3 separate regions of the Homo sapiens genome follow, and regions 2 and 3 are each linked to region 1. Evidence: chromatin contacts called from ENCODE Hi-C or POLR2A ChIA-PET data. All regions are on one chromosome and are shown on one strand. Each heading gives the region's core, a stretch centred on a gene start or an enhancer-like site at or near the end of the contact. The rest is flanking DNA. Distances are from core to core; before and after follow the strand shown.

The links. Hi-C counts contacts between places; a loop is a spot of excess contacts on that map. ChIA-PET counts read pairs that join two places held with the same protein, here RNA polymerase II (POLR2A). Pooled maps may share reads with other maps.
Region 2: a map with no recorded cell type shows a loop between it and region 1 (8-fold over the local background). The contact joins two enhancer-like sites. A Hi-C loop is called at or near these places in 1 of 37 single-sample maps with no recorded cell type and 2 of 50 pooled maps. POLR2A ChIA-PET finds 5 or more read pairs at or near these places in 2 of 52 experiments (activated CD4-positive, alpha-beta T cell and activated naive CD4-positive, alpha-beta T cell).
Region 3: a map of Calu3 shows a loop between it and region 1 (15-fold over the local background). The contact joins two enhancer-like sites. A Hi-C loop is called at or near these places in 18 of 168 maps with a recorded cell type or tissue (CD4-positive, alpha-beta memory T cell, Calu3, K562 and 12 more), 1 of 37 single-sample maps with no recorded cell type and 14 of 50 pooled maps. POLR2A ChIA-PET finds 5 or more read pairs at or near these places in 8 of 52 experiments (AG04450, CD4-positive, alpha-beta T cell, CD4-positive, alpha-beta memory T cell and 3 more).

What each region holds. Positions count from the first base shown.
Region 1 is chr15:60,582,146-60,585,748 of GRCh38, reverse strand. All of the region lies in intron 2 of RORA (RAR related orphan receptor A), which reads left to right. The region is part of intron 3 of RORA-AS1 (RORA antisense RNA 1); the gene reads right to left. Among named protein-coding and RNA genes, the nearest start is that of RORA-AS2, 98 kb to the left of the region's middle. RefSeq lists an enhancer at 661-710. Within about 2 kb of position 1,653, at least 5 of the 41 ENCODE cell types and tissues checked have a DNase peak (open chromatin) inside an H3K27ac peak, as active enhancers do.
Region 2 is chr15:60,993,435-60,997,037 of GRCh38, reverse strand. The region is part of intron 1 of RORA (RAR related orphan receptor A); the gene reads left to right. Among named protein-coding and RNA genes, the nearest start is that of RORA-AS4, 230 kb to the right of the region's middle. Within about 2 kb of position 1,780, at least 2 of the 41 ENCODE cell types and tissues checked have a DNase peak (open chromatin) inside an H3K27ac peak, as active enhancers do.
Region 3 is chr15:60,930,994-60,934,596 of GRCh38, reverse strand. The region is part of intron 1 of RORA (RAR related orphan receptor A); the gene reads left to right. Among named protein-coding and RNA genes, the nearest start is that of RORA-AS4, 170 kb to the right of the region's middle. RefSeq lists an enhancer at 1,453-2,652. Within about 2 kb of position 1,861, at least 3 of the 41 ENCODE cell types and tissues checked have a DNase peak (open chromatin) inside an H3K27ac peak, as active enhancers do.

The DNA of each region.
Region 1 (3,603 bases), core at 404-2,903:
TTTAACTTAAAGCTGATTTATTTGCTGTTTGGCTCAATATTAAATTTAAGTGAAATTTGGTTTGTGAGTCAACAATTGTTATGACATTTTTAGTAATCCTCGTATTTTTTTAAGTTTCAAACTCCATTCTAATTCCCAACCCTTGAATATCTTTTAAAAAGAGGTCGTCATTTGATGAGCTAAATTCAGCGTTTCCCCTTTTTAAATCTAGAGCTTTTCTTTTTCAAAAATGATAAACATTTAGTAAAAAAGTAAACTACAGTAGCTTTTGGGGGGTAATAAAACAATTTTAAACATGGATGAAAAAAACTATTAACCCCTTGGTTTCTGAAGATTTATGGTTAGATCATTTGGTTCACTTAAGTATATACAGTTTGCCTAAAAAATAAGATAGAGGATATGTCAGAAACTCTGCATGAGGTAGCGACAAGCATTCATTTGCATATTTTTTAGGATAAATAGATAATACAAGTGGATTGTGGATTTGGATTTTGGTGTTATAACAAGTGTGAAACAATGGTAAAACAATCTGATTTCTGTGTCGGAATCTGAGGAATGAATATAGATCTTCCTATTTGCTTAAATGTTATTTGTTCCTGGTGCTACACAGAGGTATAAGAATGCACGTTTATATGAATTTTGCATTGCTGAAGAAGTCAAAGCTGATCTGAGCTAGAATAACCAGGGTAATAATAATGACAAATAATCACCAGGCTTGTAAAGGATAATAGTGCTTACGTGTTCCTATTAGAAAGATGAAATTGCAGCGTTTCATGAAAAAGAAGAAAAAAAATAAAAAGCAAGGAAAAACTGCTGTTTAAACCTTTCTATCATAGAAATAAGGCAGTGGTTCAGAAGTGAAGACTTGTGGTTAAGTTTCAGATCAGTTATTGAAGCCAACCGTTTTACAAACTGCGCCACCCAGAAGTGTGATTTTTTTTCACCACATGAGAAGTATTCTCTTTTTCACAGAATGTTATTTTCATTTTTCGGTTGTTGGAAAGGTTTTTTTTCTCCTTCTTTTTATTTGTTCATCTCACTTCAAATCTTCTGTAGAACAGTGGGTGAAAATAAGTAAATAAATTTGTTTCAGCAAATACTTAAGTGCCTATTGTGTGCTAGGTAATTCAGGTACCACCTTTGTGCTTTTATAATAGGAGCTGAGACACCTTCCTCCCAATCAAGTGTCTTAAGCCATGAATCAGCATTTAAAAAATGCACTGAGAAGTTGGCAGCCACACTTAGTCAGAGAAGGCTGCTTTATGGCTGTTGGACTTACACATTTGCATTTGCTATAAGCTACATGCCATTTAAAACAAAGGAGATTTCTGTGACATGCCAAACAATGCAATGAAATGTTAATGTAACTGGATAAAGTCAAACCCTATACTTATGGATGAACATGATTTGCTTCCACATAAGCCATAAGTTAGCTCTAAAATCCTGCCTGAAACAGTGGTTCTGAAACTGTAGAGTAGAACCCATACTCCAGAGAGTCTTAAGAAGGCGGATCCCTGGGTCTCACACAGAGTTTGATTCTGTCAGTCTGGGGTGAGGCCCACGAAGGCATGTATTTACACAGCATCTCAGATGTTTCTGATGCAACTGGTCCTTAGGCCTCACTTTGTGAAGCTCTCTGTTCTAGCCTGTCAGAGCCAGGTGGACCGCAGAGTCCTCCAGTCCTCTAGTGGTTCCCAAATGTCATTGATCTTCACAGTCATCTGGGAAGCATTTAAAAAATAAATGCCTTTCTCCAGCAACACCTGCACAGATCCTGCTTCCAAAAGCCTAGGAGGGGAGGCCAAGGAATCTTCTTTTGTAAAAGATCCTCTTGTGAGGATAAGACAGGTTTGGGAACCACTGCTCGGGGCTAACCCTTTCCTCTTACTCACGAGGAAAGGGAATCTCAGAAAGGTAAATTATATTAAGGTAACCATTCACTTCTCTTTAGTTCACTCCCTTCAGCATGGAAGAGGTGCCAGATGTGAGCAATTTCTGGCATTGTTATTAACACACTTGAAATATTTTTCTGTTAACTTTGGCCTTGCTATCAACCAGCATGCAGAAGCAAGTGGGCAGACTGTTCCCTCAAATCTCTTACCCCAAGTGGCCCAAACAGGAGAGAACCCTGAGGCTGTTTTGGTGCTGGAGGCTGCTGTGAGACTTTTCAAATACTGTACTCCTTTTCGTCATAAAGCCTTGTCCAGAAGCCCCAGCCTCTGCATGTGACATAGACACAATGTATTTTAGCCTTCACTGTGTGCCTGGGCTGGGTCTTGCCAATACTGTGACCACTTAGCAGGAGCAGGCTAAGAGTCTTACTGCAGAAGTCAAGGCCAACTCAGTGGAAACAGTGATGTCTTTTCAAGGTTGCTTTATTCAGCGACAAAGTAAAGGTTTCAGTGCCCTGGAAGCTGATCAGTGCTTCCTGTTTAGCACATGGCCTTTCTCAGGCACTGAGCATCTGGTGTGTATCTGCCAGTGTCCAGGCTCTGGAGGTGACATCCAAACAGGGGAGACCAAATGCTGCCTTCGTGCAGCTTAGATTCTAGTCTGGTGGGATAGATGAAAGTAGACTTCCTCTGGCTGGTGTGGAGAAGGACTACCTGCCTGCTTCCACACTGCGACACCAGCCCCCTTTTTCTTTTGAAAATGCTGGTGTAGTATCTATCTCATTATTGTGGCAGATGTGATGCTGGCGGCCGAGGGGACAGCAGTGATCATGTCAGTCTCTGGTCTCTGTGAGTGTACATTCTGGTGGGAGAGGTAGGTAATACTTAAGTAAACATATCAATGAACTAGATAAATGCAGATAATAACAACAGCTAGGCCAATGTAAAAACAGTATAATGGTTTAGAAATGCTTATGGCCTCATGGGTCAACATCAGGGAACTGAATCAAAAAATTTTCCCAACTGATGGTGAACATTTTGCAATAGACCTCACAGGTCATCTGCTCCCAACCTGGTCTGCGTATTAATCTATCTAAAGAGTTTTTAAAAGATATATAAGCCCAGGCTGTGCTCTTACAGATTTCTGATTTTACTGGTCCCAAGGTGTAGAGCTCAAGTATTGCTACATTTTTAAAGATAACTCAGATAATTCTGGTTGAGAAACCTCTGAAGCCCAACACCCTCACTTTGTACATGAGTCACCCTGTCCGCAGTGTAGCAAAACAATGTTGAGTAGTGGAAACCCCCCTACATAGGGTGGGGGAAGATGAAGATATGGGTTATTGTCCCAGATCTGCGATGCAATAATTGTCAGGTTAAACCTCAGTTGTTCACTTTCCCTGTTTTTAAAGTTAAAGGGTTGGACTTGGTAGTCACCAAGATCTTTTCCATCTCTACCGTTCTATGAAAGTGTTTCTATTAAAACAGAAACATGCTCTAGTTTCTTGTTTGAGACTTGGGAGAGGCAAACAAATGCCTCCTACTTTCCTTATTCCCTGTCTCTACCCTTAATTGCTATAGGTCCTTCTATCAGCTAATCAGTTCCTTTTGGAAGTGAAAATTTAAGACAGAAAGAGGTAATTACTTTATGCTATTTAAATAAATTTAAGAACAAGCAAGTTTTCATTAATATTAATAATAAATATGCCCA
Region 2 (3,603 bases), core at 531-3,030, 410 kb before region 1:
CCCCAATATCATCTCTTCTTCCATAAAAAAATTTTTGACCCACTGTGGACTTTATAGGCTCCTAAAATGTATTTGAGGATGGTGTAAAAATTACGTTAGGTTCTTTTGAAGATACTCTTTTTTTTTTTTTAAGACGTAGTCTCCCTGTCTCCCAGGCTGGAGTGCAGTGGCGTGATCTCCACTCACTGCAAGCTCCGCCTCCTGGGTTCACACCATTCTCCTGCTTCAGCCTCCCGAGTAGCTGCGACTACAGGCGCCTGCCACCACTCCCGGCTAATTTTTTGTATTTTTAGTAGAGACGGGGTTTCACCATGTTAGCCAGGATGGTCTCGATCTCCTGACCTCGTGATCCACCCACCTCAGCCTCCTAAAGTGCTGGGATTACAGGTGTGAGCCATCGTGCCCGGCCTGAAGATATTATATTGTATTTAAAGGGTAACTGATGATATGACACAATGTATGTATTCCCTGTGCATTTTTACTGTAGCTGCCACTTCATTGTACTGGTGTAGACCTCAATGTGTTACTGAAACAAAAGACCTAAAATTCTTTAATTTTGAATCAGATATAATGGAGATACAACAAAGTATACAGATCTTGTGTTCAGTTCAGTGAGTTTTGACAATCGTATATACCCATGTAACCACCAATTAAAACAAGATGTAGGGCTGGGCGTGGTGGCTCATGCCTGTAATCCTAGCACTTTGGGAGGCCGAGGCAGGCAGAACACTTGAGGTCAGGAGTTCGATTCCAGCCTGGCCAACATGGTGCAAACCCCGTCCCTACTAAAAATACAAAAATTAGCTGGGCATGGTGCCACATGCCTGTAATCCCAGCTGCTTGGGAGTCTGAGGCTGGAGAATCACTTGAACCTGGGAGGCAGAGGTTGCAGTGAGCTGAGATCTCACCACTGTACTGCAGCCTGGGCAACAGAGTGAGACTCCATCTCAAAAAAAAAAAAAAAAACAAAAAACAAGATCTAGATCATTTCCATCCCTCTAGAAACTTTCCTCACATAAGCTCCTAAATATCTTAGTTCCTCATTTTTGTTCTTTTTATTTATCAATGCATAAACAAGAATCACTGGAAAGGGGACAATTTGATAAGCAAGGAACTTTCACAGCTACCTGCAAGAAAACGATTTTCCCCTTGAACTTGACTCAAAATATTGACTGCTTTTCTTGAACAGAATGGTCAGATGTGCGTTCTTTTTTCATATTCATACTCTGTGGTGGACATAACAATGAGGACATAAATATGTGGGGCGTACTATTTGGTGTTAGTGAACACTTACAAAGAAGCCTTCACTGTCTTGTAGGGAAACCCCAGGGTATTCTGCCAGCATATCACGAGACTCTGTGGACCAATGCAGTGATTTGAAAAGGAATACACATCAGGCATTTTTGAGGGGGTCTTGAGTTGGGCTATCAGATCTGTGCTCAAACGTCTGGGGACAAGAGACCTTGTGCTATAGGCTTTTTACTAAGTGAGCGGGAGGAAGCCCCACCAGTTTGAAGGAAGGAGACCTGGTCAGGGGGAGGAAGGGGAGGGGAGGAGGAACAAATGGAGGAAGATGCTTCTTCCAAGGTCACGCCTATCAGAATGTGGAGCCAGGAAATAGAAGGGAGCACCCATGAGGCCCTGAAGGCCAGGAGGCCTCGCGCTGGCCGAGAATCATTTGAGAACACTCGGGAAGCTCAGCTGCCACACCTGAGGCAGGCCCTCATTTATCTGAGCCTCTGTACCCGGAGTGCTAACAACCAGCTCAAATTGGCTGATTTTTCCACATTTGTCAGGGAGCCAGCTGCACTGGCTCAGCTGAGCATCTGCGGAAAGGAAAGAAGAGAACCAGAAAAAAAAAGAAAGCTTTTAAGTCATTATTCTTATTCATTTCCCTATTCTCTGCCCCACCCTCCCAGTCTCCACTGCCATGCCTCTTTCTTCTTCTTCTTCTTTTTTTAAAAATCTTTTTATAACAATCTTTTCCTTTATGCGGCGAGAGCCATTGGCATCCTTCCAGTGACCTGTCTGTAGAGAGACACTCCTCCCTTGTAATTAGGCCTTTGTTATACCACTTCCTGATTTTCTTCTCTTTCTTTCCCTTTTAAAGTTTCTGGCCCTTGACACCCCAATGCCCCAATAGAATATCCACACTTGTTAAAACGAAGGGTCTTCAAAAGGTTGGTAAAGTTGGCTTTCTCAAGGAGGCCTGTGAGTTCATTCAGGCCTGTGGTTACAATGGGCTAGGGCATGGAAGGACCTGAAAGAAGACGTATGTTGAGTTGTCTTCATTCTGGTTTCAATCTCACCTACAGTGCCCTCTCACCATCCTGTTCCCCGCTCTTGGACCACTTGATTTCTGGTCACAGTTTTTGCATTCCGCTATTCCTGGGCTATAATCATGTAGGCTTCAGGGCAGGAGGACAGGATTTCTCCTTCTCAAATCCTCCTACAAGGACAGAAAGATCTGGTACCCAAAGAAGCAGGGAAAGGCAGAGATGGCAACAGGAAGCCAGGCTAATGGGCCTAGACCCCTTTTTCCTGGGGCTCATGAAATGGTAGTCAAAGGAGAAGGGAGGGGTTTTGAATAGGCTTGAGAATGGAGATGTAGGTCTGGTTATTTACACAAACAATTGGTTACGTTACATTCAGTTTCTTTTAAAGAAAATCGGTAGCAGAATATTTACAGTTACAGCTACTACATTTGAGGAGATTCGCCTTGGAAGCCTCTAAGTGTAATCACTGAAGTTTTTGGAATATAAAGAAGAAATTATGAGGGCTTTTCCCATCAGGATTAGTGCCATTCACTTCTGTTCTCTTTGTTTTGAAATCTGTAATGCAAAAATAAATAAATGCCACACAGCTTAGATAACCACTCTTAGTGACCTCTGTTTATCTGAGGTAGCTTTCAGAGATAAACCTGTTTGTCCAGTTCAAACTTGGACAAAACATTGAATTTTTAATATGCCCAGACTCATTTCATGATGAACCCAAAGTTTTACCAAGTTACTTAGTGCATTTATACCAGATGAGGGTAACACATGTTTTTTGCCCCTTTTATAGGTCTTAGAATTTTTAGATAGAGATTATATTTTATTTTCCTTTGAAAATTATGTATCTAGGTAAATATTATAGGGAAAATGTTTTATCAATTTACCTTTGGTGTACAGGGATCCACCCCCTAAATTGTCTTTATCCAAGCTACTAGTAGCACTGTTTGTGGGTGTCTAAGAATACCAAATGATTTTGCTGATGGTTTAAAAGATTGCAGTTAGGTTCCTTAGAAAAAGGAGTTGGACTGGTTGAATGAGAATTAAATGCGGTACTGATCATAACAATGTATCTACAACATTTAAGGTAGATCCCAGGTCTTTTTTTTTTTTTTTTTTTTTTGAGATGGAGAGTCTTGCTCTGTCACCCAGGTTGGAGTGCAGTGGCGTGATCTTAGCTCACTGCAACCTCCGCCCCCTGGGTTCAAGCAATTCTCCTGCCTCAGCCTCCAGAGTAGCCAGGATTACAGGCATCTGCCACCATGCATGCCTGGCTAATTTTTGTATTCTTAGTAGAGATGGGGTTTCACCATGTTGGCCAGGCTGGTCTTGA
Region 3 (3,603 bases), core at 612-3,111, 350 kb before region 1:
AGGCTGAAGCAAGAGGACTGCTTGAGGCCAGTAGTTCAAGACCAGACCAGCCTGGGTCACATAGTGAGACCTCATATCAGAAAAAAACAAACAAACAAACAACAACAACAACAACAACAACAACAACAAACTCTTGGGCCTTATCCCAGAGCTACTAAGTCAAATACTCTGGAGTTATGGCCCAGCAATCTGTGTTTTTGTTTTTTTTTCTTTTTACAAGCCCTCCAGAGGACTCTGACCCTTGCTAAAGTTTGAGAATACTGGTCTAGTCTCTTGAAGGAAAGTGGAAAAGAGAACTTTAGCAATGTCTTCCTTTCTGCTCCCCCATTTGGCCTCCACTGGGCCAGCATAGGGCAGGTGCCAAGCTTTGGGAAAGGTCTCCCTGCATGAGGCAGGCAGCAGTCTCCTTGTTAGCTAGTCACACGGAAGCAGGAGACTTGTTAATGTAGATCAGGACTGCCTGTTGAGCACAGCAAAACCAAACCTCAAATCTCCTCCTGGCTTACTGCCAAGAGGGCACTGTGACCCACCCCTATTGATGCATATGGTGTGGAGCTGGAGCTGGGGCTATGCTAAGTAGGTGTTTCTTTACCGAACGACTGTCAGCTGCAAGACTCCAATGCGCTTCTCATCACTTTGAGAAATGAGGGAGCCCAGCCTCTCTGGGCCCTTCAAAAGCAGATGTTGCATCTGGTTTGTGGGAGTCTGTGTGCACACACCCAAAGACATTTCATGGCCAACAGAATGGATCGCACCAGTGCCTCTGCTTTTTCCCATATGAAAAGCTTGTGTCTGGGCTGGTTTTTATTACTGATGTGCAGCCACCTCTGGTATGAAATACCACAGCTGTAGATAATTTTAGAACATCCATCTAGATTTTCTAAATTCATTCATTTGTTCATTAGTACAGATGTGTATACCCTGGCATGATGGGAAATTGAAAGGGGAATAAGACATCCTCCCCCACCCCTCTTCCTTTAGGAGTATGCCATCCAGGAGGAGAGAGAAGTCATCCACACAAATGCCTGCGATTCAGAATAATGCGTTCTATGTCAATAGGAAGGTACCAACAAACTGTGATGTGAGAGATCAAGGGGGCTTCACAAGAGAAGAGCTGCGGAAGCTGCTTGGAGGAGGAGGTCGCATTTGATCTGAGCCTGGAAGCGTAGGCAAAATTTCCAGAGGCAAGGAGAGGGCATCTCAAGAAAAGGGCACTGCAAGGGCACAGGGAATGGGAAATGCACAGTACATTTAGGGAGAGTGAGTGGTCCAATTTGCTGAGAACGTAGGCTACAGGGAGAATAATAGAGGAAGCTGAGGCTTAAAAGATAGATTGGGATTTGAATACCAGGCTAAGAAGTCTGGACATGATTCCATAGGCAGTGGGAGCCAGTGGAGAATTTGGGTTGGAAGATTAGTATGATCATCATGGCACTAGAGGACAATTGGGCTGATGATGAAATTGGGATGGGTAATACTTGAGGCCCACAGTAGGAGACTTGCTCAGGGTCACAGCCCTGGGAAGCAGCAGAATCAATACTAGAACTAAGCATTCTGTGTCTGCAAGTTCATGACTGTGGGGGGCAACCTGGAAACTCCTGGGTAAGGAAGAGGAGTAAGTTTTTAAGTGAAAGGTTGTCTGACGTAGGAAGCCATCAACACTCTTCAGGGATTGAGGGGGCAAGAGAGAGCCAGGCCACTGAGAGAATTCAGCTGCTTTTCTGTTCCACACTCCTTGGTTCCTTATCAGAAAGAGCATTCATCCCTTTGCAGACAAACACCAGAGGTCCTCAGTGTCACATGCCAGCCAAGCTCAGAGCATCTCAACAATGCCAGGGAGTCTTGGCATGGGGCTGGGCCATGGGCTTGGTTCTGACTCAGAGAAGTCGGAACCACCTACTGAGTCATTTGCAGGAGCTGTGGTTTCCTGGGAGGTTTCCCAACCAGTTACCCACCCCGCCAAATCGCTGGTAGCTTGCAAGATCTGAAGGAGCCGCAATTCACAGTGCCAGGGCTTCAGGCAAACTCAAGCTGCATATCTCGAGCTGTTGCACAGAAATTATTTCCTTGCACTACATGGAGAAACTTGGCCCTTGGTAGTAACACGTAAACAAATGAAACTTTTTAACATACCTGTTACTTATTTGATCTTAGGGAGATCTCAGTTTCCTTACCTATGAATGAGCTACTATGAGTAAGCAGCTGTGATATCTGAAGGAATTAATGGTTTTTAATGGTTTCTCTTTAGGACGGTCCAGAATGACCCAGCCCTAATCGTGGCTGAGTTTACAAGACACTGCCTTGGAATCTGGTCCAAGGCAGCTGCTCATGGCATCTCCATTTCTTCTTTGAGAAGCTTTACTGCTTCTCAAGCAACCCCACCTTCTCAGGTCCCTCAGATTTTCCCCTCATTAGTAATCTTGGACATTTCAAATACCATGAATTCTTTCTACTCCAAAGGATTGGTTTTCAAGGTGAATTCAAAGACATTGATACTGCTTGTTATTCCAAATAGAAGTTGCCCATCTCCCTCCAGTATAGGATCTTCATTTAAAAAAAAAAACTCTTGATTCAATATTTTTCTAGATATTGCTTTGAGAATTCAGGATTAGAATTGGTACCATAATCAATTCTAGACCCTAATTTCTGGCATTTCATTATGTTTAGCTGCAGTGCCAAGTTGAGGCAATGGCTTAACATGGCTCCCTGACATGGTGTTAATATTGAAGGAATCAATATTTAGCTGGAGAAATGAATATTTAGCTGGAGAACTCAGCCAACTGTTTTGAGTCTGAGCTATCAGCCTCATAAGGCAGAAGAGCTTAGGGAGAAGGCTGAGGTTTTTGCCAGACCATGTCCCATCTCTTCCTGCCCTTACATTTGCTTATGAGGTCCTCACAGTGGCTGGTGGCCTATAAGGGGGCCCTTCTGTAGAACTCTGTGTGTGCCAGAAGAGGCAGCTTTGGCCCTGTGCAAGACACTCTGGAGCATTAAGTCTTGGCATCAGCCATGCAACTCTTGATACCAGTGCCTGTTTTCTAGAGGCAAAATAAGGACACTTCATGAGAAGAAAGGAGTAATCAAATGTCGGAGACTTGAAAGACTGCAGGAGTCTGGGAGATTGGCAGGGCTTAGCTCTGGAAGCTGAAGCCAGGCCTCTTCTCTCTTCAGCTATTCCTCCTGCAGCTATGAGTTGGGATTCTGCTTCCCCATGGAGCCAGAGGAGTGAGTAAGGAAGAGTGCTTGGGCAGGGAGGGGCTGTTCGTGGGTGGCAGGGCATCCAGTGGAGGCCTGTAGGCTGCCCTTCACTTCTGGGACAGGGGCTTTGTGCCTCTGGGCAGTGAACAGCCTACCTCCCAATGTGCCTCCGTGCCTCCTACTCCTGTAAGCCTGCCTGGCCCCACTTATGGACCTGGAGCCTATCTGCTGCTCTAGGCAGACTCACCTTCTCTTTCCCAGGTGGAATTTTCTCACAGACAGGGAGTTCTTCCCCAGACCCTGGACCAGTCACTCTTCCATGTGGTCTTCCCCCTCTTCCCCCTGCCATTTAAAATACACATTTAAGGGGTAAGTCCCTCTCATAACACTGTAGAAAGGGAACAC